5 separate regions of the Homo sapiens genome follow, and all the other regions are linked to region 3. Evidence: chromatin loops called from intact Hi-C (ENCODE). Cell type or tissue: PC-9. All regions are shown on one strand. Links, peaks and the distances in the headings refer to the core of each region. The heading gives the core; the rest is flanking DNA.

The links. A loop is a pair of places that touch in the nucleus more often than their neighbours do. Peaks named below come from ENCODE experiments on the same cell type or tissue, not always from the same donor. Only the 100,000 strongest peaks of a DNase experiment are listed, where the experiment ranks them.
Region 1: a loop joins it to region 3, with 11 times the contacts of the local background. A loop is called at or near these places in 11 of 110 quality-filtered maps.
Region 2: a loop joins it to region 3, with 10 times the contacts of the local background. A loop is called at or near these places in 24 of 110 quality-filtered maps.
Region 4: a loop joins it to region 3, with 6 times the contacts of the local background. A loop is called at or near these places in 28 of 110 quality-filtered maps.
Region 5: a loop joins it to region 3, with 5 times the contacts of the local background. A loop is called at or near these places in 10 of 110 quality-filtered maps.

The regions. Positions count from the first base shown.
Region 1 is chr3:111,574,634-111,581,164 of GRCh38, forward strand. It overlaps CD96 (CD96 molecule), which reads left to right. Exons shown (of 14, transcript NM_005816.5): 4 at 4,394-4,601. Among named protein-coding and RNA genes, the nearest start is that of ZBED2, 17 kb to the right of the region's middle. In PC-9, for the core only: CTCF peaks have their summits at 3,325 (motif pointing right) and 3,532; a DNase peak (open chromatin) is centred at 3,338.
Region 2 is chr3:111,892,688-111,899,218 of GRCh38, forward strand. All of the region lies in intron 2 of PHLDB2 (pleckstrin homology like domain family B member 2), which reads left to right. Among named protein-coding and RNA genes, the nearest start is that of PHLDB2, 37 kb to the left of the region's middle. In PC-9, for the core only: CTCF peaks have their summits at 2,581 and 2,784; a DNase peak (open chromatin) is centred at 2,564; H3K27ac peaks cover 1,839 bases.
Region 3 is chr3:111,964,992-111,971,522 of GRCh38, forward strand. It overlaps PHLDB2 (pleckstrin homology like domain family B member 2), which reads left to right. Exons shown (of 18, transcript NM_001134438.2): 14 at 1,622-1,712; 15 at 2,687-2,833; 16 at 4,699-4,918. Among named protein-coding and RNA genes, the nearest start is that of ABHD10, 11 kb to the right of the region's middle. In PC-9, for the core only: CTCF peaks have their summits at 2,870 (motif pointing left) and 3,073; a DNase peak (open chromatin) is centred at 2,880; H3K27ac peaks cover 1,936 bases.
Region 4 is chr3:111,901,439-111,907,969 of GRCh38, forward strand. The region is part of intron 2 of PHLDB2 (pleckstrin homology like domain family B member 2); the gene reads left to right. Among named protein-coding and RNA genes, the nearest start is that of PHLDB2, 45 kb to the left of the region's middle. In PC-9, for the core only: CTCF peaks have their summits at 3,643 and 3,845; DNase peaks (open chromatin) are centred at 1,763, 3,483 and 4,266; H3K27ac peaks cover 4,871 bases.
Region 5 is chr3:111,732,362-111,738,892 of GRCh38, forward strand. It overlaps a transcript of PHLDB2 not described here. Among named protein-coding and RNA genes, the nearest start is that of PLCXD2-AS1, 58 kb to the left of the region's middle. RefSeq lists an enhancer at 2,268-3,467. In PC-9, for the core only: no CTCF peak of the experiment used is centred there; DNase peaks (open chromatin) are centred at 3,140 and 5,540; H3K4me3 peaks cover 506 bases; H3K27ac peaks cover 4,755 bases.

The DNA.
Region 1 (6,531 bases), core at 558-5,557, 390 kb before region 3:
AGCTCCTATACATAATTTAATTATGCATTTGTTTCTTTTCTGTGGCTCCTGATTTTCATATTTGTTTGTGTGTACATGTTTGTTCTTCTCCTTAAGTATATTTTTAGTGCAAAAAATCTATTTAAAAATTATATTTAAAAATATGAATTTTTAGATTTTTTTTTTTTGAGGCAGTGTCTCACTTTGCTGCCCAGGCCGGAGTGCAGTGACATAATCTTGGCTCACTGCAGCCTTGACCTCCCCAGGCTCAGGTGATCCTCCCACCTCAGCCTCCCAAGGAACTGGGACCACAGGCATGTGCCACCATACCCAGCTAACTTTTTTTTTTTTTTGTATTTTTAGTAAAGACAGGGTTTCACCATGTTTCCCAGGCTGGTCTTGAACTCCTGGGCTCAAGAAATCCACCAGCCTTGGCCTCCCAAAGTGCTGGAATTACAGGCATGAGCCACCAAATCCAGCCCTTAAGTAGATTATAAGTAGGAAAGGCTAAGACTGTTTCTTTTACTACTTTTGTGAGACTGTATATAGCAAAGTCATTAACAGTGTGATATTTGGAGGGAAATTGCTGTTTTCAAGACCTGGATCTCCACTACTTACTGGCTATGAGACCTAAGGGCTGGGATTAGAGTGAAGCAAGGAAGGCCATTAACCTTGGAAGCAAAATTTAAAGGAGCACAAAAAGTTAGTGATCAAGATAAATATTTTAATACAACATTTTTAAAAATCAGAAGTTAGGGAAAATCCATGGTGAACAAAACATCAAATTTGTAAATAAAGGCAGACTGTTGCTTGTGTGTTTTTCAGACCTTGCTACATTTATATTGTTTAAGGAACAGTATTTTCCAATCAACTTGTTGTTCATGGCCATTGTGTCCCCCAAGGGCCAACCCTTACGGGTTGACATTGGCAAGAGAGCAGATTGAGCTATTCATGGCTTTATAACTGTCTTAATCTATTTTGTGCTGCTACATGTAACAGAATATCTGAAACTAAGAAATTTATAAACAGAACATTTATTCTCTCAAGTTCTGGAGGCTGGGAAGTCCAAAATCAAGGTGCCAGCAAGTTAGAGCCTGGTCTCTGTGCTTCCAAGATGGCACCTTGAATGCTATGTTCTCCAGAGAGGACAAAAATCTTTGTCCTCACATGGCAGAAGAGCAGAAGAGAGAGAACTCACTACTACAAGCACTTTGTAGAGTGGCATTAATCTATTTATGAGGGCAGAGCCCTTTGGATCTCCCATTAGGCTTCACCTCCCAACACTATGCCATTGGGGATTAAGTTTCAATATGAGTTTTGGAAGGGACAAAAACATTCAAACCATAGCAATGAATCTCCATAATTCCTCAGTTTAGCCAGGCACATAGTGAATACTCATGAGATAGCAGGTTGATCATAGGCTGGACTAGATAATAATAAGCTTGTATTATTGAACATCTATTAAGTGTCAGGACTAGAGTAAGTATATCATATATGTTACCTCATTAAATCTATATTTCCCATTAAAATGTGGGAGTCTACCAAGGTGTGAATCCATAAAGTTTTAGAAATACTTATTAATATTTTTTAAAGTGGACAATTTTTTTCTTTGAAGAACAGGAAAAGAAAAAACTGGTAGAAATAAGGCTGTCACATACAGGTTCTTGCCTCTATCTGTCTGTTTCCTGAAGACTAGGTTAGCTAAGAGCATTATTATCAAGTAGGAGTTGAGGTGTGCTCTAAACACCTATCATCAAAAGTGGGCCAATATGTCATACAAAGGCCCCTTTCAATCAACAAATTGCCCTCACCCCTGTAATCTACAACTCACATGAAAGGTTCTAGCTTTCTAAAATTTCTATTAAATTTCTCACTGTAGATACTTCAGAAAGGTTTTTTATTTATTATTATTTTATAGTTTGGTTCTTATTAGTACAAATTGTATCTGAGACTTATTTGTCCCCGGTTCTGGGCCTCCTTGCTTTTTGATGCTGTGACTTAAATAACTCTTACTTTGTGTGATCTTTGATCAAATTTTTAACCTCAATTTATTCTACATAGTTGTAAGAAGTAAATAAGACTTGAAAGGACTTTGCAGAATTCTTAGAATATAGTAGGTGCTAAATAAATTTAAACTATGACTAATAAGATTATGAAAGTTTAATAATGGTCATAACATAATACTAGTATTATTTCTCCCTCTCCCAGTCCTAGGCATTTCGTTGTTTGCCTGTGCTAATTTTTTCACCTCTCCTCCCATTTGCTCTGTGAAGGCAGCCACTCATATGTAAGTTCTTGCTACTGCCCCCTTTATAACTGAAGACTCTAGAATGTCTTAGGATCTCCTTATATTGTAGGTTACGGGGCATTCTTTGCAACTGAATCCCATCTTTCCTAATGAAGGAACAAACCCTTCTTTCTGCAAAAGTCAACTGCCCAGGGGAAAAAAGCAACCTTTGGATAAGTTGGAAGGTTTTGTATTTTTTCTCTATCAACTAAACCACCTAGTCACAATCTGCTATATAATAAAGAAAAAAGCAGTTTTTCTCACCAGTCTCCAACTTCAGCATGTAACTGCTCTTTTTCCCACAACAAAGTGACAGTTGATGGAACTGTTCCAAATGGCATTCATATACTAAATGACCAAGGAGCATTTTCAACTCTAAAATCCTGACACACAAAAAAGCAAGAGGCTGCCAAACGTACCTGTGCCAAAAGATCTGCAGGGGGTACCTGCCTTCTTAATTATTGACCTCCAGACTTGCCAGTGCTGAGTGACATGCTCTCCACTTTCTTCTCCTGTCCCCACCCAATACTTAGAGCTCCTCTGGGGGATCCTATCTCTGTAATACAGTCTTTCTCCCTTCTTCTTTTGCTCTTCTTCCTTAGGAAAACAGCAGCACGGATTCTTGGGTCCTTCTTTCTAAGGGTATAAAGGTATGTAAATTGCTGCAGGAAAAAGAATTCAGCAGAGTATGATTATTTGCAGGCAATAACACAATACTATCTGTATGTAAGACTGACACAAATCCTAGCCAGATTCAGCTAAAGAACGGTGTCTTACATAAGAGTTTCTACTAAGTATATTCTGGAATTTTCTATTTAAACTATTTAAGAAGTCTACCTTAGTCCATCCTCTGTTTCTGCCCATACTTGAATGTGGTTTCCATTTCTTGTAGCCTGATCTGTCTCATTTTTAAAACTAGAGATTCCAATTCATAGATCTTATCATTATTTTGTAACATTTCCCCCATTGAATGCACTCCTGTTTACCCTTCTCCATTTTACTTCCCTCCATTTCCCCTGATGACTGTACACAAGGATTCATCTGTTGTTTAGAGTTAGGCCAGTAGATGTCAGCCCTGGATCTCCTGAGTACCTTAAAAGCAATTGTCCTAGCTATGGCCTTATCCCAGACAGACTGAATTAGAATCTCTAGAAGACAAGCTTGTGCATCAGAGTGTTTTAAAAGCAGCTCAACTGAGAATGTTGAGTCATACTAACAGGATATGAAGACCTAACCCATCCTCTACCCTTGTGCCCGTCAAGAATCCCCTCCTTACTGGGCCCCTAGTGAGCACTTTTATTGACATCAACCAACACTGTGACACCCCAGGGAGTTTGTCCAAAAAAATTCCAGGCACAGAGAGAATAATAGGGCTTTTCATCACAGACCGAAGAAAGGATACGGGATAGAAGAACCAAGTACCTCAAATATACTCTGATCTCCAAAATTCAGATTAACATTTTCAGGCTACTCTTCATGCATCCTCTTTGAAGCTAACACAAACACAGAAGAAAGGGAATAAGGTTAGGACCAGAACAAGGCTGTGAAATGAGGCAAGGAGCTGCCCCAGGGCACAAAATTTAAGGAGGTACTCACTGTTGGGTGTCAACATTTCACTTGCAAGACTTTGAGAATGCCACTTTACCTGATCCTAGTCCAGGCTCGGGGAGGAGCTGACAAAGAGTCATTTTCTAAAGGAATTTAGGGATAGCTGTAATCATCCAGTTTAAATGAAGATTTTATGAAATCTTCACACTGATACAGTCTTCTCATCTTAGCAGTAAGATGTCAGAACTTCTTAAATAAAAATTAAAATCTGCCATTAGTCCTGCCCATTCCAAACCCCAAATCCTGCTCCAGATATACAGTTCATAGAAGATTATGAAGGAGAAGCTCTAGTCAGAAGAACAGAATGCTTCCATTTGTTAGGAGAGGGTAACAATAGTTTTTAACTGAAAGTCAAGTGTATCATACTTTCTCTAGTAATATACTAAATGTCTTCTAATTTCAATCCTTCATTCTTCCTCTCTACTTTACAAAAAGTAAATGAATCAGTGCTTGTCGAATGCCTAGTTCAGAGCTGGCACAGTTGAGGACTCAATAACTGGTAACAATTTTTCTCACCAGGAGGATAATGGAACTCAGGAAACACTTATCTCCCAAAATCACCTCATCAGCAATTCCACATTACTTAAAGATAGAGTCAAGCTTGGTACAGACTACAGACTCCACCTCTCTCCAGTCCAAATCTTCGATGATGGGCGGAAGTTCTCTTGCCACATTAGAGTCGGTCCTAACAAAATCTTGAGGAGCTCCACCACAGTCAAGGTTTTTGGTAAGGGCTTTTGTTCTACAGACTCACTGGCATCCTCCTGTCTCCTGCCCTGCTCTTCCTTGAAGAGGAAGCACCCTATTATGCTGCAGAGCAGCCACATGTGGGTAACAGTGCTGGAGTCTGTTTCCCTGGATACTTGTCATTCTTGTTGGGCAGGGGGATGAGGGTAGGATGCTAAAGAATGATGATTCTGTTAACAGAATAAAATCATACAGAAGCCAATAATTTTCTGTATTGGTCAGTTTTCTGTTGCTTACAATGAAATACCTGAAACTGAGTAATTTGTAAAGAAAAGGAATTTATTACTTACAGTTATGGAGGCTAAGTCCAAGGTCGAGGGGACGCATCTGGTAAGAGCCTTCTTGCGGATGGGGACTCTCTGAAGAATCCCAAGGTGGCACACGGTATCACATGGCGAGGGGACAGAGTTTGCTAATGTGCTAACTCAGGTCTCTCTTCCTCTTCTTATAAGGCCACCAGTTTCCCTCCCATTATAACTCATGACTCCAGTAACCCATTAATCCATGAATGGATTAATCTTATTCATAAGGGCAGAGACCTCATGATTCAATCACCTCTGAAAGGCCCCAGCTCTCAATACTGCCACACTGGAGATTAAGTTTCAATATGAATTTTGGAGTGGACATTCAAACCATAACAGACAGAACAATTTCCTGGTGACCACTATCTTATTTACAATGTTAATATTTCTCAGAATACTGGAAATCTCTTTAATTGTAACTGCCAAAATCTAATTGTTTAGTTGTCTAATTGTCTTAGTTGCTTGCTTGAGCAAGGTGGAGTAAAGTCAGTGAGAAAAGGAAGGTGATAAATATAGCCCCAGAGAAACTGCAGAAGTTCCTCCTCCCCTGCTATCCTGCCAAGGCCCAGCTGGGGTGAGACCATCCAGGTCCAGCCCTTCCAGCAAAGGAGCCTTTAGGAAAGGCCCTCTGAACCTGCACTCTCAGGAGTGTGGAGCTGAGCTGTGAAATCCACTGTGGCCTCACTCAAAATGCAGACTATCTGCAGCGTGCCAATTTAAGGAGGAAAGGTTAAAATTCTATTTTCCCCAGTGGTACAAGGAAGTACCACTAATTAATAAACACCATTAATGAAGGGAAGCCTCTGCCTTTGGATGTTTTTTTCATTTTTTGTGACAAAGATCTGTGTTTTTTAGAAAGTCAATTTTAAAGAAGGCAAAGAGAAAAGCAGTGAGGTGGATAGACAATTAATTATTTTTGAAAATGAGATAAACAAAGAGAAAATAACTTCACAAACCTATGGACACAGGCTGCTAGATTGTTCCTCAATTCTCTAAAGGGCAGAGCAAGCAAAAAAAAATTATTTGGAATTGTATTGCCCTATTATTGGCAGTCATACAATTTAGTATTTTGAAGAAAACACAAAATTGCCTCCCCCTTCCCTCCTCTGTCCTCCCCTTCCCTCTGCATCCTCCCCCTTCTCTTTCTCTTCATCTCTCCTCAGGGATGGACTAGGCAATAATCATCCCTGATGATCAGGTTCCTTACGGAGCCTAAACAGTGTCCTGTGAAGAGTTGGAAACAAGCTGTTCATCTCTTTTGCTATCACCATTTGTTTATTTACCAGGCTGTGACTGTCTTAGTGCAAACATGAAACTGCTTCATCTGGTCTATTGTCAAACCAATGAAGGCAGCCATCCTCAATGTAGAAAGAAATATCAATTTTAATCTAGGCAAGCTGTGTCCCCTATTGATCAAGACTTTTTGCATCATAACTTGATCTAATTGCCTTGTCAACATTTATGCTGTGTCCTGTATCTCTTTGCTGCATTAAAACACCTCTATCTTGATCTTAAATGTTTTTCAGCCTTCTATATCTCATTTTTATCACCCTATTGGATTCTACAGCTCTTTGTCTCTACATTTCTCTTGTTTCTTCTTTGAAGTCC
Region 2 (6,531 bases), core at 517-5,516, 73 kb before region 3:
TTACTTTGAAGATTTTCTAGCATTCTTTGTAAGAATTGGTGCTCTCCAAGGTCGTACAAAAACCAAAGCTACAGGTCTGAGAGTCTTGCTTGTGTACCATTGAGCAGATGATAGATCTAATGTTTCTAAAATTAAGTAAAAGACTAATTGAGCATATTTGTTTAAGGATTTTTGGTATTTTATAAAATAAACTTATATGTTCTCTAATCTCTGAAACGTGGTCAGATGCAGATGCTATTTTAAAGACCAGAAAATAAACAGGTTGGTATTATTTAATGTTGTAATTAGGAAAAATTGTTTAGGAACCCAAGACTAGTGAGCGTTGTCAGGTCAAAGTGACTCCACATGTAGATTTTTGCTTCTCTATTTGCTTCTTGCTGTCTCTATTTCCTAGTGAGTCCTGACCACCCCCCCAAAATAAGTTGGGCATTCAGACCTTTTTGGCTATGTTGAGCCATATTATAAGTTTGACAATATTTTTTGTTTGAATAGCAGAATGGACAATGTTAAGAGCATGCTTATTGTTGCTTAGTCATAGTATTAATCTTTTTTTTTTTTTTAGAAGAATGTCTTTGAAATGTGAAGGCAAACTTAAGTATTGAAAACTATTTTGTCCTCCAGTCTTACTTGAATCTCCTTCCTGATGTGGCCCTTCCATTTGCTACATCCTGAGTATAATTTTAATTTATTAAAAAAATGGCTGCACTAGCTGGAAGAAGCCAGCTAAATTGCAGATGGTGTGAGAGGTTTGTTTACCAACCCAATAAACTTAGTGGCTCAAGACTTTTGAAAGGATCTTGAGAAACAATGGCTCTCTTCCTATACTCTGAGCTAGAATGGCCATTGTCAGGTACATAAGTTGATTTAATCTTCAGATTCAGCCTAAGCCTTAAGCTGAATTTTTGCTGTGGAGCCTTTTCTTAATTTCCCTAATGTTTAAAATAGCCAGTCAATTCTCTACCTTTTTTTTTTTTAACTTTCCTACCTTGTTTGGAGGGTTTATCAGATTTAGCTCAGAAATATGATGTGAGCCATGAATGTCATTTTAAATTTTTTTATGTTAAGGTAAGCAAAAAAAAAAAAATCCAGGTGAAATTAGGTATAATATATTTGACAGCACAGGAGTAGATTGACGATGCTACCCACTCCCTAAATTAGCAATCTATTCTCTAAGTAAACAGCACTATTTCTTTTTTTTTTTTTTGGATTTATTTTTATTTATTTATTTATTTTTTATTATACTTTAAGTTTTAGGGTACATGTGCACATTGTGCAGGTTAGTTACATACGTATACATGTGCCATGCTGGTGTGCTGCACCCACTAACTCGTCATCTAGCATTAGGTATATCTCCCAATGCTATCCCTCCCCCCTCCCCCCACCCCACAACAGTCCCCAGAGTGTGATATTCCCCTTCCTGTGTCCATGTGATCTCATTGTTCAATTCCCACCTATGAGTGAGAATATGCGGTGTTTGGTTTTTTGTTCTTGCGATAGTTTACTGAGAATGATGATTTCCAATTTCATCCATGTCCCTACAAAGGACATGAATTCATCATTTTTTGTGGCTGCATAGTATTCCATGGTGTATATGTGCCACATTTTCTTAATCCAGTCTATCATTGTTGGACATTTGGGTTGGTTCCAAGTCTTTGCTATTGTGAGTAATGCCGCAATAAACATACATGTGCATGTGTCTTTATAGCAGCATGATTTATAGTCCTTTGGGTATATACCCAGTAATGGGATGGCTGGGTCAAATGGTATTTCTAGTTCTAGATCCCTGAGGAATCACCACACTGACTTCCACAATGGTTGAACTAGTTTACACTCCCACCAACAGTGTAAAAGTGTTCCTATTTCTCCACATCCTCTCCAACATCTGTTGTTTCCTGACTTTTTAATGATTGCCTTTCTAACTGGTGTGAGATGGTTTCTCATTGTTGTTTTGATTTGCATTTCTCTACTGACCAGTGATGATGAGCTTTTTTTTCGTATGTTTGTTGGCTGCATGAATGTCTTCTTTTGAGAAGTGTCTGTTCATATCCTTTGCCCACTTTTTGATAGGGTTGTTTTTTTCTTGTAAATTTGTTTGAGTTCATTGTAGATTCTGGATATTAGCCCTTAAAGTAAGTACATTTTTTGTCACTGGGTAATATAAAGAAAAATGTTATCTGTCATCAGATCACCTTGGGTCATTAGAGAATAAAGCAAGGACTTTCTCTCTACAAATTGCTGGTTTGCGTGTGTGTGTGTGTGTGTATGTATGTATGTGTGGGTCTGTATGTGTGTATATGTTGATTAAATATTAAAGGAATTAATCATTAGCAAAGTTGGGCTGCCAATTGTCCTCCATTAACTGAGAGTGAAAAAAAAAAAACGGTTGTCATACCTTTTTTCTTTCTTCTTCACTTGGAGAGATGGGCAGAAAAGCAGTGAGAAGGAAAAATTAGCATTTGGCAATAATCTAATGACTTCACATTGGGGAAACAGAGCTAAAGTCTTCATGAAATTCTATATTGCAGTAGTCCATTCTTGAGAGCAAACCCTCTGTTCTTATAGTAGCAGTACAAGCTATTGCCTCTTGATGGTGCCATGCATTAAAGAATTTGAGAGATGTATGTTCTGACTCTTCACATGGTTCAGCTTTCTCAGGCTAAACGCTGAAATATAGAAAGCAACTTGGACTAAAAAGAGGCCCTGTATGCCCCTGTGTCAGTTATAGAAGAAGTCTCATTCTTTTTTAAAATCATAAATAAATATATGAACACTTGTTTCTTAAATAAGAAATAAAGATCATAAATAAAATTTGTAGAAAGAAATATAAACTAAATAAAAACTGAAAATATATCAAGACCAACAAATATATAGGAGTGGAGGCCAGGCGTGTTGGCTCACGCCTGTAATCCCAGCACTCTGGGAGGCCAAGGCAGGTAGATCACCTGCGGTCAGGAGTTCGAGACCACCCTGACCAACATGGTGAAACCTCGTCTCTACTAAAAAAATACAAAATTAGCCAGGCGTGGTGGCACATGCCTGTAATCCCAGCTACTTCGGAGGCTGAAGCAGGAAAATCACTTGAACCCATGAGGTGAAGGTTGCAGTGAGCCGAGATCGAGCCATTGCAGTCTGGCGTGGGCAAAAGAGTGAAACTCAGTCAAAAAAAAAAAATCTATCTATCTATCCATCTATCTATCTATCTATCTATCTATTTATATGGAGATACATTAAGTGAAGGAGGACTATTGATTGTTTCTGGTAAAAGTGGTCCCCATATTTGTTGTCAAATTACTTAGTATATCTATATTTATTTATTATTCTTTTTTTGAGGAGAGTCTTGCTATGTTGTCCAGGCTGGAGTACAGTGGCATGATCTCGGCTCAGCCTGCTGAGTAGCTGGGATTACAGGTGCATGCCACAATGCCCAACTAATTTTTGTATTTTTAGTAGACACAGGGTTTTGCCATGTTGGCCAGGTTGTTCTCGAACTCCTGGCCTCAAGTGATTTGCTCCCCTTAGCCTCTGAAACTATTGGGATTACAGGCGTGAGCCACCATGCCTGGCTTAGTATATCTAAATTTAAAAGCTATTTATTGAGCTACCATTTTAAAAATTTATCATCAGCTAATAGGTTTAGTGATTGTGCTGGCTAATTCTTTTTTCTTCCCCCGCCCCGAGACGGAGTCTCCCTCTGTTGCCCAGGCTAGAGTGCAGTGGCGTGATCTCAGCTCACTGCAACCTCCGCCTCCTAAGGGTTCAAGCAATTCTCCTGCCTCAGCCTCCCAAGTAGCTGGGATTACAGGCAGCTGCCACCATACCTGGCTAATTTTTGTATTTTTAGTAGAGACGGGGTTTCGCCACGTATGTTGGCCAGGCTGGTCTGGAACTCCTGACCTCAGGCGATCTGCCTGCCTTGGCCACCCAAAGTGCTAGGATTATAGGTGTGAGCCACCGCGTCCAGGCTGCGCTGGCTAATTCTTATAATGTGAATTTCTCTTCCCCAGCTTGAGAAAAGATTATGGGAATATTTGCTGTAGAGAATATTCTTAAAGTTGGAAATTGATTTTTCAAAAAAAAAAAAAAATCCAAAACAAGCATTACAAGGGTAACACATCCAGCACTTTTTCTTTTGTTTCAGCCATCTCAATGTGCTAGTTATGAAGGTGCTTATTAGAAGTCACTTAAACAAAATAATCTCTTTATGTTGAATAATCGGAGATTCACAAGCAATCATAGGACGTAATTCAAAGGGATCCTGTGTATCCTTTACCCAGTTTCCTCCAATGGTAACATCTTGCCAAACTATAGGACAATGTCAGAGCTAGGATATTGACATTGATACAGTGAAGATACAGAACAGTTCTAACACCACAACGGTCTCTCATGTTGGCCTTTTATAGCCATACCAGCTTCCCTTCTCCTTAACCCCCATAACCACTGATTTCTTCTCCATTTCTATAATTTTATCATTTCACAATATAACCATATAGCATGTAACCTGTGGGTTTGGCTTTGTTCACTCAGCAGAGTTCTGTGGAAATTGGGCAGGTTGTTGCAGTCACTGGTTCATCAGGTTTAAGACTAGGATACATGAGGCAAAGGGAAATCCCAGAGACACACTTCTGTGTGTTTCGTTGGGTCCCCAGTCTGCCTTTTTCCACCTTTCAGAGTCTTCTGTTTTTTTCCCCATATAATGTACAGGGTTCTGAGTTATACTTAGTGGGAGAAATAGGGTAAAGTATGTCTAATTCATCTTCCCTGAAGCTGAAGTCAGTGAGATTAGTTTCCTAAAGTTGCAAATAGCCAAAAGCTTTGCTCTGGTGAAGTCTAATGACTGCAGGTTGAAAATTTTTGGTTTGGATAAATTGGTATTTCTTATTCAAAATTGCTAAGACCATATCCCAGCTCTGGGGTTGTAATTTGGATTTTGAGAAAAGACAGAATTTTAGGAAAATGCTGAGTAGAATTAAGAGGAACAAATTTCTCATATGGTGATTATTCTTTCATTCTGATTATAGAATAACAAGCTGAAGCTATGAAAGGTCATCTTTTCCATCAGATCACGAAGACCAAGGCTTAAATCATCTTAGGCAGAGATTTCAATTTACAAGTTGTCTTGGGAGAAAGGAAAATATTCAGGCATACCTCTGAGATATTGTGGGTTTGGTTCCAGACCACCGCAAGAAGGCGAACATCATAATAAAGCAAGTGACGCAAATTTTTTGGTTTCCCAGTGCATATTAAAGTTATGTTTACACTATACTGTAATATATTAAGTATGCAACAGCATTATGTATAAAAATGTACATACCTTAATTTAAAAATACTTTATTGCTTAAAAAAATACTAACAATTATATGAGCCTTCAGTGAGTTGTAATCTTTTTGCTAGTGGAGGGTTTTGTCTTGATGTTGATGGCTGCTGACTGAACAAGCTGGTGGTTCTTGAAGGTTGGAGTGGCTGTGGCAATTTCTTTGTGTGTGTGTGTGTGTGTTTGTGTGTGTGTGTGTGTGTGTGTGTCTTGCTCTGTCTCCCAGGCTGGAGTGCAGTGGTGTGATCTTGGCTCACTGCTGCACCTCTGCCTCCTGACATCAAGTGATTCTCTTGCTTCAGCCTCCCAAGCAGCTGGGATTACAGGCACCAGCCACCACACCCAGCTATTTTTTTACATTTTTGGTAGAGACACGGTTTCACCATGTTGGCCAGGCTCGTCTCGAACTCCTGATCTCAAGTGACCCGCCCACCTCAGCCTTCCAAAGTGCTGGGATTACAGGTGTGAGCCACCGCACCCAGCCAGCAATTTTTTAAAATAAGATAACAATGAAGTTTGTCACATTGATTCAACTCTTCCTTTCACAAAAGATTCCTCTGCAGCATGCAACGCTGTTTGGTTGCGCTTTACCCACAGTAGAACTTTTTTCAGAATTGGAATCAGTCCTCTCAGTCCCTGCCACTGCTTTATCAATTAAGCTCATGTAATATTCTAAATCCTTTGTTGTCATTTCAAAAACGTTAACAGCACCTTTACCAGGAGTAGTTTCCATCTCGAGAAACCATTTTCTTCACTCATCCATATGAAGCAATTCCTCATCAGTTCAAGTTTTATCATGAGATTTCAGCAATTCATTCACATCTTCAGGTTCCACATTTAGTTATAGTTCTTTTGCTGTTTCTATCACATCTGCAGTTACTTCTTCCACTGAAGTCTTAAACCCCTCAAAGTCATCCATAAGGACTGGAATCAACTTCTTCCAAACTCTCGTTCATGTTGATAAAAATGTCAATACCTCCTCTTCTGAACCAAAATGTATTTAATGGCATCGAAACTGGTGAATTCTTTCCAGGTGGTTTTTTGATTGGCTTTGCTCAGCTCTATCAGCAGAATCACTACCTATGGCAACTATAGCCTTACAGAGTATATGTTTAAAATAAAAAGACTTGAAAGCCAAAATTACCCCATGGGATGTAAAATGGATATTGTGTTATCAGGCATGAAAACAACCTTTATTTTCCTTGTGAATCTTTATCAGA
Region 3 (6,531 bases), core at 874-5,873:
AATTTTATGCCCTTATACGTCCTGCATGCCTGTCTTTGGCTTTCTCAGTTGGGGCAATGAAGTTTATCCCTTTCCACCCATGAAGTCAGGTATTCACAATGAAGGAGAATAAGAATTCCTGTACAAAAATTAAAAGATTTCTTTCCCTTGGATTCTTGCTAGCTGAAGAGAACAGAACTTACTCTTTTGTATCTCCTCACTGGCTAATGGAAATAATGAGAAGATACTGCCATGTTCTTCTCTTTCATGTGGGAGAAAACACCTGGCTAAAAAGTGGTTCAAGGTTACTCTGCAAAGTGCAGCCTAATTGTTAAGCTTATAAGGATCCGGTATTCCTAAGACAGTTCACTCCTTAATGGATGTGTTTTGTAATGGGGCTGTCAGTACTGATTATAGAATAAACTGTATGCCCTGTGTTCTCTTCAACAGAACTCTTAGCCCTAGATTTAAACCATCCTAGGTTTGATTTACAAAAATATAATTTGAGAATACTATATTAATAAGTATCTATAACCAAGAGGTCTCTGATTCTTCATTTTTATATGAATTTTTAATGAATTTATTTTTATATGAATGTGTCTAACAAACATGTATCCCTACTCTATGCCAGGTTCTATGCTACAGGGATACAGGCACGAAAGTCTGTCTGTATGTCCTCAAGAGAGTCTAGTAAAGAAGGCAGGTACTTAAATGAGTACAAAAGTACACATGCATTACAAATAGCATATGGTTTCCATAGCTGAAACAGCAAAGTAAATAAGTTTTGACCTAGGTTATAGTCTCTCTTTTCCAGAACAGTCAAATAGAATGTAAGCGGTGGAAAATAAAATTTCCTGTTTTGTGTTAAACATTTTCAAGTTTTCACTTTGTCTGTTAGTTACCCTGACTGTTCTTGCACCTTTCACTCCCTTTGGTTTCATCTTTCACTTGAGTGATGTCTTTTCCATCATTTCTTTTGAAGCTCTTAAATCTCTTTATACAGTTTTCTCATTGGTATCATGAGGGGGTACTCTTCACAAAACTGGCCACTATCCATCCATTGCACCTATAGGAGAAGTCATGTTTTAATTGGCATCATGATTTAATAAATAAAGTGTCCACACATATAAAGGGACAACAAAAAGTAGCTCATAATACATATTCCACAACTGAATAAAGTGACTCCAAACATTAGGTGTCATTTATATAGAACGTTGGTGATAGTCTTGTTGGTCTGATATCTTTAAGTCATTAAACTAATGGGAAGGACTCTCATGGGTCATTATTTTTAGACTTTGGAGGAAGCATTTAGAAGTCACACTTTGTAAGATTTGGTTTTGGTTTATTTACCTATGAGTAAAGCATTAGCATTATTTTGCTTGCCTATATTTTGTCTTCTAAACTGAGGTAAGTCAGTGTCACCTACAATTCTCAGAGTTGAATTGATTTGCCTCTTCGGTCCAATGACTCGTAAGTAACATTCTTTAAATTATATATGCTTGGATTTTGTTATGCACCTCCCTTGACCCCATGTGTGTGTGTGTGTGTGTGTCTGGGGTGTGTGTGTGTGTGTGTGTGTATGTATTAGAGAGACTTCTCAGTCTAAACCAATATTCTCAAAAGGCTTTGGTGTTTCATTCAGTGCCAGCACTTCAAATATTGCTAGAATAGAAGAAATGGAGAGACTTTTGAAGCAGGCTCATGCAGAAAAGACGCGGCTGCTCGAATCCAGGGTAAGCTTCATATTTTCATGCCGGAGGTCTGTGATACCGTGGTGCAGGAGCCCTGCGCTTGGCATCAGACAATACTCCTCCTTAAGGAGCCGTGTGTTCCTGGAATAAATCACTCAACCTTTCTCAGTCTCATTTTCTTATCTGAAAAATAAAGGTGTTAGATGATTTCTAAGGCTCTCTACTGCAGTGGATTTTCCATAACTTGAAATATATATATAGTATTGACATAGACCGAAATGAACACTTTGTGTTTTTTTGTGTGTGTTTTTTTTTTGTTTTTTGTTTTTGTTTTTTGTCTTTTGATGGCTGTTTTGTGTTCCTGCCAAGGAGCAGGGAGGAATGTCATGTCTTTATGCATTATTTCTTCCTTCCCAGCTTGTGCTAACTGCACTATTTTAATATTTAAAATCCCACGTTTTTATGACTGTATTTCAAGTCAGAATCTGACTTCCTTAGGAATCCCCCAAAATGCCTTTGCATCCTGCCCTGAAGGGCACCTCCTTTCCTTTTCTAACTTCCCCACGTGCTTCCTCTGTGACCTTCAGCCAGGAAACTACAGAGCAACAACAGGAATTAGAGGGACCATGGCCTTCAGTTAGAAGACAGTAGTCAAAAGACAGGCTAAATCACGTGATAAGTGCTAAAGTACAGTTTGTGAGGCTTTTTATTTAAAATGGGAGAGTTGCTGGTTGATATGAAATGATGAAATGACTGAATATATTAACAAGCTGGATTTTCACTGAAGACCACAATTTAATTGTTAATTAAATTTAGTGGTTGCATTTCTGCAGATGATGATTTTGGAAGCTATACCAGGCATGGTTATGAGTTGTTTTCTTGTAGGTTATGTATTATAAGAGACTAGTCTACAAACCAAGATTTGTCTAGTAAGAATTGTCTTTTTTATATTGATTGGAACCATTCAAGTATAACCAGTATGTTTTAAAATAATCATTGTTATGCATAATGTTTAGGAACGGGAAATGGAAGCCAAAAAACGAGCCCTGGAAGAAGAAAAACGACGCCGGGAAATCCTGGAAAAACGATTACAGGAAGAAACTAGCCAGAGGCAGAAGTTAATAGAAAAGGAAGTAAAAATAAGGGAGAGACAAAGGGCACAGGTTGGTCGGTCAATCTGAATGCATATGGGCAGGTTGCCCCCTGGTGGCAGTTCCTAGAAGACAGCTGTTCTGTGTCTGAGGATGCTTTCCTGGGCACTGAGCATTAGCACTTGACATGTAAGGGTTAAGAGAAGAGTGTGCATTCCTGTGCAAAAAAAAAAAAAAAAAAAAAAAATGTGAGTTCATTTCAAAACTCTTAGGGAACCACCAACCAAATGACACTTTTCTTTAGTCATGCATGGAACGTTTTGCCAGGAGCAGCACTTTTTCTTCCACCCATTCCTTGGAGTACATTTTAAAAAGAGAATCTTTTTTGAGCAGCTTTTAAAAATGCACCTGGATTTGCTGCTGAAAACAAATACAACATTTGAACTGAAACCTTTGCTTGGGGAATGGAAGAGGTCCTACTAAGCCATCTTTTACAAGCAAACAGTCTAGAGCAGTGTAATTTTTCACCAAGTCCAGTGTCTTTGTCATGGTGGTAGTGTTTTGTCTTTTTTCTGAGCACTGTATTGTCACATGTGTTCCCTTTGCTACAGTAGTCCTCAACACCTGTGCACAAGCTTGTTGTATTCAAGCAAAGTTTGGAGAAACCACACATTTTATTTAATGTCTTATCTTGGTCATCATAGAATTTGAATCTCTGTTCTTGTCACTATAGCTGCTTACATAATATGTTTTCTGAGCAACTAACATAAAGTTTTGTTAAGTACTATGTAATTTAAAGCTGAACTCTATTTTATCAAGATTCACTAGACTCAAAGGCAAAAGATACCATTACTTTTATTCTTTGTGGTTGCTGGCCATTTGATAGTATAGCAGTTAGAGACTATCTTTAAGACTTTGTATGCTTTGAGGTATCAGTAAGCCTGCAGCATCTGTTACAACCAAAGTACCACATAATCAAACGTTAAGTATTGAAGGAAAAGTAGAAAGTAAAATTTGTTTATTTTATTTCATCATGCCCAACGCTCTGCCAAATTTTGACTTGCAGTGAAAGTCATCCATGCGTGTTTACTATCTGAAGCCAAACCAAAAAGCACAATTCTATTTTAATCCTGATTATAAGTGTTGCCTCCAAGTATATAATTAGGTCATTTCCCCGAGGCAAAGAGGTGGGGTTATTTAACAGCATAAAATAAGACACCATTTTAGAACTATCACCCATGGTGATATATGCTTCCTAGATTGGACGGGCTTTCATACCAGCCATCAGTAACATAAAAGACATCTAAATACATCCCTTTGGCATCTGGTCCTGGACAGTTCATTACATTAGGTCCAGTTTTGATTCCACTTCTGTCTTTATGTTAGCTTTACTTTTCAAAATATAAATCTCTGCCTTCAATTTCTATCGGAATATATGTAAACTGACAAGTACAGCTTTGTGGGATCCTGTGGGGGCCGTACTTACTAAATAGTGTTCAATCAATCATGTCATGCTTGAGATTACTTGAGAATGATTGTTAAGCTGTGGCAGGGACAACTTCTGGAAACTTAACAGTGGAGCAGTCCTCATCTGCAAGGAGCAGCCCAGAAAACTTCATGCTTCATTACAAGAGCAAAGTACATCTTTTAAACTAAGATAAATGACCATTTTTCATTTTCTCAACTGCCCATCTTAAGGAATAGAATAAATTGTCCTGAGTTTATCTGCCTCTCCCCTACATATTACAGCATCTTTCTGAAAATACTATCCACTTTTTAGACTCCAAATCATAAGTGCTTTGTTTATCTTAAGCTCTTTTAATCATATAGGCATTTTAAAGCTTAGGTTTTACAGTTAATTTCTGCTTCTAAACATCTGTGACCTAAAACAAAACAAATAATTAGCTATAGATGCAATGGGTTTTGCACTTTTCCAGGCTCGTCCTTTGACACGCTACCTGCCTGTCCGGAAGGAAGACTTTGATTTGCGGAGCCATGTAGAGACTGCTGGCCACAATATTGACACCTGTTACCATGTATCAATCACAGAGAAGACCTGCCGAGGATTCCTCATCAAAATGGGTGGGAAAATTAAAACGTGGAAAAAACGTTGGTTTGTTTTTGATCGGAACAAGCGAACATTCTCTTATTATGCAGGTGGGTGATAAAAACAATTTAAGCCATATACTCAAATCAAGAACCCCCTGTTAAAGAGCAAAGGCAATTGAAATTCAGTGTAAATAGGTAGGTTGATACATAACAGAATTAATGGCAATATTAGATTTGTAGGTGTACATTATTTTATATTTAGATTATATAGTCCATATGATATGAATTTCCTTTCTAGAAATAATAAACTTTATATGTTACTTTAAAAAGTGGGAAGTGGTCTATGTTACTTCTGAAGTAAACTCAGGTCCCAATAAATATTAAGTAAAATTTATTCTTTAGATCAAAATATTTCCTTTTATTTGTTTTTCTGTTTTAATCCATTCTTTATTTAGGTAACAAATTGTTTATGTTCACTGTATTTTATGAAACATCACAATATCATACTAGAAATACTATCATTATAGGGTGGGATCAGAAAAAATATTGCCTTTCAAACCACCACACCAGAAAAAAAAGGGGGTGGGGAGAGGTTTGTGATTGATTGATTGTCATACGTCCCATTTAAGTCACACACAATTAGGCAGCCGTAGCTGAAAATCATTCAACTATAGTTCATAAACTAGAATGATCTTTTAAGCACAGAGAGTAAAGCTCATTGGTAAACTAGTGATCAGTACTATTTATTAAGTGACTGAAATATTTTTGGATTCTTAAATGTTGGCTGACAAGAAACATACCCTACCAAATCTTATATAAGTGCAGGAATATTAGTGTAACTGGCATACTTATTAAGAACCTCTTATTTCCTCTTGGATCACATACGAAACATGTCTATTTTTAGTACAAGTATAGCTCTACTTTCTTTGCAGCTGCTAAAAAAGAGTGGTGTCATACCAGATATTATGAAAAAAACCCTGTTTTGGGGTGACTGTCAGTATTTATGAGCATCACCAGGAATAGTAAAATGTATCGATGCAATAAAATATAAATAACAGTCTAGTCATTTAATCAATCCAGTGAGGTCAGGTTATGTTTATAAGGAGAAGTGTGAGAAACCAAGCAGCCTGTGGAAGAAAGGAAAGAGTGGCTCAGGAGCCCCAGAAAATGGGTGAGGAGCTGGTAGGGGAATGCCTGCCTTTCACCGAGGAGCTCTTTGGGTGAGGTTCCAGTTACTGGAGAAATTAGTGGCCTGAAGCCGATGGCCTGCCGGTCCTAGGTCCCCTGCTTTGCCTCTCTAAGGCTTTTTGTCATTGAGTTTTATAAACATCCAGAGCAGCTTTCTTCAGTTAATACAATTTGATGTCTGCACACTGCATAAACAAAACTGTATGATGTGGTATTGTCTTCAGAAAACCTCACCCAGAATTTTCCAAAAATACAACTTTAAAGAACTTCACACAAAACTGCTTCACTCTTCTTCTGTGCTCCTGTTCTCTGTGAGCCTTATTTCATTCTCTCATCTATCGGCCAGGTGAGTGGTTTCATGACCTGGCCAACTGCTTCAAACCTAAGCTCCAAGCTTCAGACCCATGTAAATGTGTCTTTGCAAACCAAAACTTCTGGTGACTGATTTCAATTTTAAAAAAATACCAAAACCTTCTTGGTATATGAAAAATTACCCAGAACCCTAATTTAAAAAAACAGACAAAAATTACATT
Region 4 (6,531 bases), core at 532-5,531, 64 kb before region 3:
TTATGTTATAGTCTACTGTCGTTTTTTTACATGCAGACTTTCCTAGTTCTTTACCCACTGGTTTCTTTATGCATTAAAAAAAATCTTATTTTTTAAAGGATAGGATATGTTTTCAAACATCAGGATTTAAAGGTCTTTATACCTCTCATATACTTATTTTGATTGAACTAAAGTATTTTAATGGATTGTGTTTTATAGACTATAGTCTTTCAGAAGAAGCAAACAAGATCTTCTGGAACTTGATCAAGCTAAAGTGAAAATGTAAAGAGATGACAGTATGATTAGATTTTGTTGTGTTTTCTTTAATGGTGAAGAGCAATAGCATAATTTCTTTAACAGAATGGGCTCAGGCACTGTGCAGACTTCCTTCTGGAACACTGTCTATGTAAGAAAAACATCTGGCATGTTTTACATAGATGCTGTATGGAAATTATGATGATACGGATCACATGAATTTCTTTGACTTATGGCCGGTTTTTTTCAGTCAATAGGGAGAAATACACTGTTTTCTCCTTTGAATATTTTGGAGTCATTCATAATGGGCATTTTCTTTAAAATGATATATTTTTGTCTTTTAAGAATAGTTCACCTCCAACCTTAATATTTTTTAAAAGTAAAACATTTCATAACCCACCCATCTGCTGGTTGATTTTAAGTAGAAAGTGCAAAAAGTCATCAGGAAAAGGTCTAAAATATAGAGGATCCTAGATAAATGGTAATTGTGGTCAGAGATTTACTTGCATCTGCCTAACAAAATGCTGAGGTGGAAAAAACAAGTCAGGAAAACGTCATTGGCCAAAAAGTTAATAGGATTAATTAAATCAAGTTATATTACTTAAGAATGTGTTTAATGTAAATGAAAATCAAAATAGGCTGGGCATGGTAGCTCATGCCTGTAAATGCCAGCACTTTGGGAGGCCAAGGTGGGAGGATCACTTGAGCCCAGGAGATTGAGGCTACAGTGAGCCATGATCACATTATTGCACTGTAGCCTGGGTGACAGTGCAAGACGCTGTCTCAAAAAGGAAGAAAATAAAAATAAATAAACATTACTTTAGCATATGTTAGTAATTAAATATGTACTTAATTTATATCTATTTTTAAAGTACAAATAAAACAGGCACATAGCCAGAAATAGTAGTAGAGGCAAGTGGGTTTGAGGGAAATGTTGACACAGGCAAGTAACAGTAAATATTTATTCAGTTTTTTTTTTCTTTGAGGCGGGGGTCTCCCTCTGTCACCCAGGCTGGAGTGCAGTGGTGTGGTCACAGTTCAGTGCAACCTCCGCCTCCCCAGCTCAAGTAGTCCTCCTGCCTTGGCCTCCTGAGTAGCTGGGACTACAGGCGTGAGCCACCATGCTCAGCTAATTTTTGTATTTTCTGTAGAGATGGCATTTCACCATGTTGCCCAGGCTAGTCTCTAACTCCTGGCCTCAAGTGATCCCCTACCTTGGCCTCCCAAAGTGCTGGGATTATCGGTGTGAGCCACCAGTCCTGGCAATTTATTCAGTTTTTATTTTATTTATTTTTTAATTGGAAAGCTACCAAACCACAATAGGTTTAGAGAGACTTCTGAGTAATCATAATTTTTATTTGTATTTTTTTTTGTGATAGTAATTTTTAAAAACACAGGTGAGGAATTGGTTCATGAGATAAGATTAAAAGAACTAAATTTCTTCTTCTAAGTATGAGTAAGGCAGGATATGAGAAAGTTCCTCAGGTATTTGAATGATGCATGCCTTCAGTAAGGGGGGGACACCCGTTTCTCTGAAGTTTAGGGTGGAGCCAGGGCAATGTGAAGAGAAGCCTGGGTTTTATGTCAAGGGTGAAGTATGTGTCCTTAATAAGACAATGGATTTTTTGGAGGGTAGTTCTTTCTAGAAGCAACTCCACTATACTTAATGTGTTGCTCTGTAGTGGTGAGCGTGGGAGGACCAAATGACAAGATGCCTTTCTCCCCAGGTTACTATGGCAACTGGGCAGAGCTCTGTTGCCAGGGGCAGAGGCAGGTGGACCACAGGGCAGGGAGTTGGTGGCCTTGAGGGAATTTTGTGTCCTTCTAGATAGCCAAAGAAACCCCACAGATTTTTCAGGGAGACATTTGGCTGCATAACAACGTATTTTTCCTGTATTTCCTTTCCCTGAAAATAATTGGGTCTAGTTTTTAGGCGTGCTTGTTAATCAGTATTAGAGATGGTTCTTCAGAGTCTACAAGATAATTATCTAGTTCACTTCACGCTTTTGACAGAAACCGTCCTAACCATGACTGACAAAGAGTGAGCACCTACTACAAGACTGGCACCACCTTTAGACTTGAAAGCACATAGTCTATCACATGTTCGCACACACATTTCTTTACTGAATTCTTCCAAGATCCCAAGGGGAGGCACTAATCTACTCATCTCTGTTTTATAGACCATGTAATTGAGGCTTGAAAGGTTGAACTTGATTAAAAAAAATAATAACTGTGTTATAGGTCTGATAAGTGCCAGAACTTCAAATCCAACTCTATGTTCTTTCTACTTAAGCTGAAATACAGATTCTGCTCTTCAAGTCCAGCTGGACACAGTGGCCCACACCTGTAATCCCAGCACTTTTGGGAGGCCGAGGCGGGCAGATCACTTGAGGTGAGGAGTTCGAGACCAGCCTGGCCAACATGGCAAAACCCCATTTCTACTAAAAATACAAAAATTAGTCAGGTGTGGTGGCAGGCACCTATAATCCCAGCTACTCGGGAGGCTGAGGTGGGAGAATTGCTTGGACCCAAGAGGTGGGGGTTGCAATGAGCCAAGATTGCAACACTGCACTATAGCCTGGGTGACAGAGTGAGACCCTGTCTCAAAAAAAAAAAAGGCCAAGGGTTCTGTGGAGGTAAGAAGTCAATTTATTCCACAAATCATTAAAATATAAGATGACAGAGAGGTACTGAGCCTCCTGTAGTCCTGATATCTTTATTTTTAAGCACTTCGCCTATTTCTGGTCATTTTACTCCTAATTTTCCTGGGGAAAGTGTGAAATGCCCCTTCTCATTCGGGATGTCCAGTCTGCATAAAGGCAGGAGCATGCTGCCCCAGATTGCAAAGCTCTGGGAATGAGTGGAGATGGAAGTACTGAGCATTAGCAGCTTCTTGGAGATTGGGAGTTTGGGTGTGGTGGGTGTGAAAGGGGAAGTAGGGAAGTAGAAAAGTAGATCTACTGGATAATCTGATCAAGATGGCTTTTTGTTTATTTTGAGGGGAGGGAGGGACTTGAGTACATTTTCAGACAGAGGAGAAGGAGTCAATAGAGAGGGAAAGGTGTAGGAGAAGGGATAATCAATAGAGCAAAACCACAGGACAGTGGGAACAAGGTGCAGTGGTGCAGGCAGAGGGCTTCCTCTTGGAAAGACTGAGAGACTCTCCTCAGATAACTGAGCTAATGCTTATGCTGTTTACTTTGTCCCAGACACCCTTCTAAGTGTCATAGATGAACAGTCATGCATTGCTTAATGATGGGAATGTGTTGCTGAGAAATGCATTGTTAGATGATTTCATCATCTTGCAAAAGTGTATTATGAAAGAGAACGGCAATGATTTTTCCTATTCACACTGGCCACTAGTTGCATGAGAGCGGGCCCTCTAATTAGGTTACTAAGTCTCTCTGTGCCTCACTTTCCTTATCTGTTAAATGGGGATTAGAATAAAACCACCCCCCACAAAGTCATGAAAATTAAAAATTAAAATACAGGTGGGGATTGTGTCTGGCACCCAGCAAGCACTCAGTGAGTTTTAGCTAACTGCTGTTGACTACTATTTTGTTCTGGGGATAGGTGGGAATCATTTAAAAGTGTAAGAATTCTAAAGTAGACAGTAACCCTTTCAGTTGGGGTCTGATGTAATGTGTCAAGAGATTGGCTTTCTGTTTTTTGTTTTTTTAAGTCATTTATTTATTTATTTATTTGAGACAGTGTCTCATTGTCACACAGGCTGGAGTGCAGTGGTGTGATCTCGGCTCACTGTAGTCTCTGCCTCCCAGGCTCAAGTGATCCTCCCACCTCAGCCTCCCAAGTAGCTGGGACTACAGGTGCGTGCCACCTCACCCAGCTAATTTTTGTATTTTTAGTAGAGACAGGGTTTCACCATGTTGGCCAGGCTGGTCTCGAACTCCTGTCCCCAAGTGATCCACCGCCTTGGTCTCCCAAAGTGCTGAGATTATAGGCGTGAGCCACCACACCCTACCTTAAAAGTCTGAGCTACCTTTGGGAGGGTCACCCCATGGGTAAGCTAGGGATTCCTCAACATGTTTTGCTGTAGGTTTGTTTATATCAGCATCGCAGCAAACACATGAGTAATATGTTGCAACATATTATGTTACAACAGCTATTATGTCATTAAAAAATAGGAATTTTTCAGCTCCATTATAATCTTTTTTTTTCCTTTACGTTTTTCAGGTTAGAGAATGGAAGATGACACCCATTATAATTTTATGGGACTACCTTTGTATATGTAGCACCTTGTTGACTGGAATGTCGTTATGTGTGCAGATATTTTATTTTGGTCAACGATGGACCACAAATATGATAGTGGTCCTATACAATTGTAATACCATATTTTTAGTGTACTTTCTATGTTTAGGTATGTTTAGATACACAAGTACTTACCATGGTGTTACAATTGCCTACAACGTTCAGTGCAGTAACATGCTTTGCAAGTTTGTAGCCTAGGCGCAATAAACTATTACAATATAGGCTAGGTGTGTAGTAGGCTAATACTATATAGGTTTGAGTAAGTACACCCTGATGTTTGCACAAAAATGAAATAGCCTAACCTTGCATTTCTTAGAACATATCCCCATTGTTAAGCAACACATAACTGTATACATTCATATATATAAATCCTCATGATAACCCAATAAGGTAGATATTCTAGTAATTCTGGTTTATACTTGAGGAAACTGAGACACAAAGAAGCTAAATAGCTTGGCCAGGGTCACACAGGTAGCTGCAGAACCCAGATTCAGACCTAAGTGGTCTGGCTCCAGAGTTCATGCATTTAGCCACTATAGTACATTGACGAAAGGAGGACTAGATGGACAAAGATAGAAGAGGGAAGTCTAGGGAATTTAAGCAGAATGGCCTTGGTCTCCTTAGGCAGTGTGTTTGTGTATGTAAGTGTATTGAGCATGTTTGAGAAAGGGTATTGAAAAATCAATGACTGGTAAATGCTGTCCTAGTTATTCACGTATGTCTCACTCTCAGTACAGTTATCTATTATTCTTTGGGAGAATAGGCATTAGCATACAAAATATCAATAGTAATCTGCACATAACAAATGTTGGTCAGTTAGTGGCTGTCACATTCTCCAATAACTTACAGTTGCCTCCAGAGCAGACACAGTCATACAAAGGCATTACACTTTTGTTTCCTCTTTCCAGCTCAGCCCTACTGATGGTGCACGCATACATGCACATGCTATTTAAACTAAGGGTGGCAGAGTAAAGTGTTTTCCTGACCACAAGCCTGAAGGCAGACTTCCCAGCCAGTGTATAAAATAAAATAATGTGTGGCTAAGAAGCTAGATATTGAACTGACTTCCATAAAGATAATTTGTAAAACCAAATGATAAAAACCCCTCACTTTTATATACAAATGAGATCATTTGTCCTAAACTGATAAAAACAATACTAAGGCAATGTTTGTGTAAATGTGAAAGCCAGTGAAAAGTCTGGAGAGCAGTGTCTCCACACAAGATTTTCCCCACATCTGACTCCAACCGCAAGTTCTGGGGTTTCCTAGACCACCCTCAGATTCGATAATTCACTAGAAAGACTCACAGAACCCATTGACAGCTATGATAAGCACAGTTACGATTCACTATAGGGAAAGGATACAGATAAAGATTAGCCAAAGAAAGACACACACGGGGCAGAGTCCAAAGAGTTCCAAAGGCAACACTTCCATGTCCTTTTCCTGTAGGTCAGAAAGTGTTACTCTACCAGCATTAAGCATTGGTAGGTGATAGTGTGCACATGACAGGGAGGCTTACCCAAGCTGTAGTACCCACAGGTTTTTTGTTTGTTTGTTTGTTTGTTTGTTTTTTGAGAGAGAGTCTTGCTTTGTTGCCCAAGTTGGAGTGTAGTAGCACGACTGGGCTCACTGCAACCTTTGCCTCCTGGGTTCAAGCAATTCTCCTTTCTCACCCTCCCAAGTAGCTGGGACTACAGGTGCCCACCACCGCTCCCAGCTGATTTTTGTATTTTTAGTAGATACAGGGTTTAACCATATTAGGCTGGTCTAAAACTCCTGACCTCTGGTGATCCACACGCCTCAACCTTCCAAAGTTTGGGGATTACAGGTGTGAGCCACCGTGGTCAGCTATTTTTTTCTGTTTTGTTTTTTTGAGACAGGGTCTCCCTCTGTCTCTCAGGCTGGAGTGCAGTGGTGCTATATCAGCTCATTGCAACCTCCGCCTCCTGGACTCAAGTGATCCTCCAGCCTTAGCCTTCCAAGTAGCTGAGAATACAGGCATGAGCCACCACGCCCAGGTAATTTTTG
Region 5 (6,531 bases), core at 883-5,882, 230 kb before region 3:
GCTCTGGTTGGATTTAAGCAGGACTAGCAGTCTGTCCTGGTGTGTAATGATTGGCTAGACCAGGCGGCTGAGGCCAGGGCAGACTCCCTCCTTCACATCTGTCAATATACCTGGCTGCAAGCAAGTTGCTGCCTGTGACCACAGTCTGCAGAGGCCAGAGAGAGCAGGAAAGGAAATGGAAAGGAACCTCACCTTCATGCTTGGGGAAAAGGAGAAACCTGTGTTAATGTGTCTTCCCAACATCCCACTCTCTTCAGCAATCGCTGGAACAGCCATGGGCCATCCCTGCTGAGTCAGGAAAGAAGCTGAGGGAAGAGTCGGGATTGAAAAGCAGCAGACAAGGTAGGTGATCTCTCTGGTCACTGGCCCTTCTCTTGTAATAACAAAATGAGCAGCATATACAGCCTCGTCACCAGAGTGTTTCTGAGGAGGGTCTGCTGGAGATATGGTAGACCCGGGTGTGTGTCTGAATTCAGTCATTTTTCTATCAGCCTGTTCTGGAAAGCAGGCTGTATTTTCCTTCTGTCTTCTATCTCTTCTGAAAATTGTTGTTGCTCCTGTACGTATTTCAGAAACTTGGAAGGTTTTTTAAAAATTTTTCATTATAACAAATTATATGTGCGATTTATTAAAATGATTTCATTGGTGGTAACTCCACAAGCATGGTTTTGTTCCAGAATTTTCGTTGCATAATTTTTTTCAATTTTCAAGACATACCAGAGAGGACAGTGTACATATACTGTAGTATATGGTATAGAATAATATATTCCGAGAAATATACTGTCCATTCACAGGGCTGTCAACCTCGTATGATAGGCTCTCCCAGGAAGTCACGTATATTTTTCTGCTTTGGAACCTAGAGAGTTAAAAGTCCTGAAATTACTGGAGCAGAATCAAGCCTATTTACCTAAGCTTATCACATCGGCAGCCAGGTCAATCATTTACTGAGACTAGGCCGTTTCTTACCCTGAATCAGGAGGACCACCAAAGCCTTTGCTGGCCTGAGTCCCTCTGTAGCAAAGGCATGGGCAACACAGAAGAAATGCTCCTCTGAAGCTATAGTCCAGATTCTCTTCTCACCAGAAGTAAGTTTTTCTCCTTCCGAGAATAGTAAATATCCCAAGACCCCCCTTCCCCAGCTCAATGATAAACAAACATGAGCAAAACTAATATGCAAACCTGATGATACCAATGCCACTCTATGTACAAAGCTTGTGGCTTTGGAGGGAGCTTCCCTCATCACTGGAGGTCTATGGGGAAGAAGGAGATGATAACTATGAAACAAGTTATTGAGTGATTCTTGAGGAAGAATAAAGTTATAAAGTAATCACCAAGGAAAACATGGAAATTTTCCCCTTCAAGTCTACACACTCTAGAAATATGTAATTTTTATCTAATATGATTCACTCTTCCTTAAGTCTGAATATAACTCCTCTAATTGCAGAAATGTTGTCATATGGTCACCACATACAACTTTCGGGCCTGTGCAGTGGTTCCTGGCTCCTATAGTCATTAGTTAGAAGCCTAGTAATGCTGAAGTCCTATTTTTCTGAACTCCCTTTAGGGAAGGAGTTGGGTCATGTAGGACAAGGTAATGTTTGACATTATTTTTGTCAATCAGTTGTGGAACTGAAGTGACTCCCCTCAGGCAGGGTTTGTGGCTGAATATTTAGTGTCTGAGGCAGTTAACTAGATGCAAGAGTGGAGGCCATTGTAGACATAAACCCTTGTGTGACTTTGGGTAAGTCTGTGGCTACCTCTCAAGAATGTTGTGGAGAATTATGGAAAACTGATACGTTTCTGTGAAGATATTAAGCACTGCAAAATGTTAAGTGTGAATCTGGCTGGTATCCAGAGGATGTTCATAGATAATGCAAGTGATGGAGGTGGTTTTGACGAGGGAAAAGGATCTTGGGGTGATCAAATGCATTGGCTAGGTCGGGCATGGCAACCCATGCCTGTAATCCTAGCACTTTGGAAGGTGAGGCAGAGGATTGCTTGAAGCCAGGAGTTCAAGACCAGCCTGAGCAACAAAGTGAGCCTCTGTCTCTACAAAAAATTTTTTTTAAAAATTTATGCATTGGCCATATTTCCCCACATTACTGAAGGCTGCCTTAGGGACAGACACACAGGTCTGACCTGTCCTTTTTTTGTAGCTTCTGGCTCAGGGCCTAAAACAAACTGGAAGCCCCTAAGGGTATGTACAGCTTTTTCTTTCCATTTCCTGAATATTGGATAGTAAGTAGAGGGAGACTATTCTTCAGATTGACTAGATTAGAATAGGCATTGTCATTGTTTTTCAACGTTAGGTAGTTAGAATATAGAAGTTAATTAATTTGCCCAAAATCATGCAATTAGTCTGAGCCAGGATTCTACTCAGTTCTGCCTTGTTCCCAACCCAGTGCATTTCCCATAAGGTCATGGAGTTGACCATGTGGATAAGCATAAATTGGAGGGTCACTGAGGTAAGCAAGGCTGACTAATACAGTCAGAAGTTCTGAAGTTCTCCACTGGCTCTTGGATGTGCCATGCCTGAGCCTCTGTAACAAAAAGGCCAGTAGTGGACTTCCAAAAAGGATAAAACAGGCAAGAGCAAAAGCAAGTGTTTTTAGTCATGGCAGTCACTGGAGTCTTCTCTGTCCTGTATATTTTCTAAATAACCCAGATAATCCTCAGGCTAAATCTTTGTCCCTTTTTATACTGTAGACTCAAATTCTGAGCCCCAACTAAAGTACAACATCTGAACTCTTTCCAGAGAAGAAATGACCCTATCCCAATCTTTCTCAAGGAACTCAAGAATTTACTATCTCATCTCAGCAAATACCCACTCATTTAAATCTAAGAGACTTGGGCACAGAGAGGCTTAAAGCCCGAGAAACCATCAACAGTCCCTCCTGTCAAGGCTCTCACCATCTGCAACCCAAAGAGACCCATGTCGGCTTGGAGTCTAAATGGCTTTTTGGTGTCATTTGAGCAGTGAATGAGTAATGTACAGCAGAAGCCTTAATCCGCCCCCCACCCCTAGTTTCACTTTTGTTCAGATATGTCCTAAAGATTCCATTAGCTGTCTGTCATAAATTCCAAAGTAGCCACAATTCCTGAGCATTTACAAGATCAAGATAAAGAAATGCCATCATGAAATGAGGTCGACTAAATGTCTTTGAACAAAGGGTTTCTAGTGACTTGCCTCACATGTATCTCAAGTGTGTGATAGCAAAGGCATTACAAATAGAGATTGCATCACCATGTCTACCAGCACCCTTTACTAATCAACTGACCTTGCATGAACTGTACTTACATGCCATCATTTTCATTAACCAAAACGCTAGGAGAAAGAAAGTTGAAGCTAAAACACAAAGACTCATCACAACATTTCACCTGTGTCAAGTACTTATTATGACCAAAACATGAACTGCTGCCTTCTTATCTACACTTTTTTTCATTTAATTTTCATAACAAACCTCTGCAACTTGCCCAAGTCACAGAGCTAGTAAGATGAGGTAAAATTTGAGTTGGGATCTGAATCCAAATCCCATGTTCTTCAGCATTCTGTTCTGGGAAACATACTCACCCAACAGTGTCTACACTGTTCACGTTCTAAATGTAGAAGAGTAAAAAAAGTTCTTTCTAAATTATTTGATCAGATCCTTAGAGTATATATTTATTCCCCCTTCCCACTCACACAAGATGTTCTTGATGTTCTTGAGTGTAAGCATAAAACTCAGTATGACAGTGGTTTTCCTCTCCTCTAGAAAAGGAACCACAAAACACACATGCACACATGCACACACACAATAGCAATTGCCCAAGAGTCAGTGCTTTGATTCCTTTCTGAAGCTGAGAGAGAAAATTGTTCTTATCATCTCCTAGTTTATAAACATTGTTTTGTTTGTTTGAGTGATTGACTTTAACATAATGTACAAGACAAATTTGTCATTTATTTTACCAAGATTTTTTTAAAAGTTTATTTCTGCAGTGAAATTTCAGTCTTTGAAATCAGCTAAATTTTTCAAAACTGTCCAGTATGTCAATAGTTGTATTTAATCTTCACCACAGCCCTGTAAGATGAGTACTGTTTTCAGATGATATCCTTTCAGATAAGGAACCTGAGACTCAATACAGGTGAATGGCCTTCTCAGTCTCACTCAGCTAAGTCCCTTAGATCTTGGGACTCCAAATTTTTTGTTCTTTTTTAAATTAAATATTCACGCAGTTCCCTGGATTCCTAAGTCCTACAAATGGTAGGAATGGGGCCTACAAGCTTTTTATTTAAATTTTCAGAAATTAAAAATGCCAAATGACTACACAGCCTGTTCTCAGGCAGAGACCACTCAAATATTGATTGCTTTGCTTTGGGCTAGAATTCTGTCAGGTCAGTGTGGTAATGCTGTTATTCTAATTAGATTTTCACAGAGTAATGAAAATAAATACATTAATTGTTACTTAATAAAATCTTCCTTAAAGGCAAAAAATCTTTCAAGCCCATGTGCCCATGAGCAAAATAAGATATCAAAGGGGTTCTTGCTAGAAGGATAAGCCACCACTGTCTTCTAATCAGTTGTGTGCCTAGAGAACGGTATACATGAGTAGGGACTAGAGACCCCACAGTGTCTTGAGATGCACAAGCCCTCTCTAACCCTGTAATCAGATGGATGTCTCATGAGTCAAACAGTTGCCAAATGGCATGGAACCTAAGGAAGTCCTTCTACAAATTGAGAATCCATTATTGTAGTTTCAACCCTACAGAAACCAGCTACAGTTACAGGAGGAAACCTTATGCCCTAGGAATTCCATTTAAGTCCTAAGATGTTCTGAAGGGTCCGGGAGCCCTGCATCAGCTATGCATCTGGAGGAGATCCAGTGTTTTCTTATCCCTAATGTTTCACTGGGAATTGCCCCTGGCTGGCTGCCTGAGTCTCCATCCCATGCGACAGTCATGTTGTCCACATCCTTGCTTTGGTGTTAGTGTGCATCCTCATCATACTTTTTGGTCCCCATTTCTGTGACTTCTGAGGTTCTAATGATCTTGGTGCAGGAGAACCCATAGTTTTGGGCAGTGATCAAGCAGAGTGAATGAAACTTCTGCCCCTGACCCACCCAAAACTTGTTCCCCTCCTCTCTACAGTTCCAAGGTCAAGTTTCCCATGAGAGCAGTAAAGGAACTGAAGGTCACAAAATGCTGGCAATTCACCATGCCTTGGAGGGGTTCCCAGAAAGTAAAATGAAAATGAGATTGTTTTCACATAAGACCTCTGTATTTGGAGGACAGGATTCAAACAGTTTGAATGTGCAATTTCACTGTGCACTGAGGTAACCCCCACAAAGTCTTTTTTTTTTCAAAAGCCAAAATAATATCAAAAATACTTCCTGCAGAGAACTCTAACTAGGCAGAATTCTTTTTTGTCATCACTGGGTTGATGTTTTCAAGGATTCATTTCTCAAGATAAGCCTTATATAGTGCATTTGGCTGGAGCTCATGTGTACTTCTGTGGAATGATGGCTTTCGTCCATGGGGCCTACTTTGTGGTGATCTCATTAGGTTTCACAAGGTAAACAGCTGAAAACTTGTGGTTAGTATGTGAGCAGGCTTCAAGAGAAGAGAAAACCCAGGAGAGGTCGGCCAGAAGATGTTGCAGTGAATTGGCAGGTGGCAGGCTTCTCTCTGTGACCCAAGGAAAGCCAATACCCCTACGAATTCCAAGGAGATGTACTTTTAATTTCAAATACATGTATCCCACAAAATTTAGCTCTGCTTCCTAGCTAGGAATCCTAATCATAGGAAGAGCTAATGGCTAGACTTCCCAGAACGTGACTGTTCTCTACTCAAATTCATCTCATTTTGCTTTTCTTTGCAAAATGAAAATTCTCCATTTTCCATAAGAATAGTATTGTTATAGAATACAGTTGTGTTGATAAATTATAGTCCAACAAATTAAACTAAAATAGCCCAACAGAGGCATCCTAGGCCTGACATCATTGTTGTCTTTCTCTGTGGCTTTATGCCAATTTTTACACATCTTGGGGATGGCTTAGTTTCACATCTTTACTCATCTGCGTTCTAATTTTGGATAACCACAAACATTTATTGATGGGTTATCCACTCAGTTCAGCAACAATCATCTACTCTTTCCCAGAAGTGTGTTAGACACTGTCTTTGACATAGGATTAAATAATCTTGCCACTTACCAGAGATGAGAAGGTTTTAAATTTATCCAGTAGGCCAAACCACAGCTTCTTTAGAGTCCTCTATATTTGTGTGTATGTTAGTGTGTGTGTATGTGTGTGTCTGCCTGTGTGTATGTATCTGTGTGTGTATGTGTACTTTTAATCATTATACAGTACCAAGAAGATAATGGGTTCTCAGTAAATATTTGTTGGTGATACTAAACTAGTAATCAGCTAGGAATTTAATCAAGAAATTGATTTATAAAAAGAAAACTGGAATTGCTAGGGGAGACTAAAGAAAGAATCAGAAGTGTTAACCATTGGTGTAGAGGGAATAGGGCATCAAGGGTCTACTTGCTCTTCTGC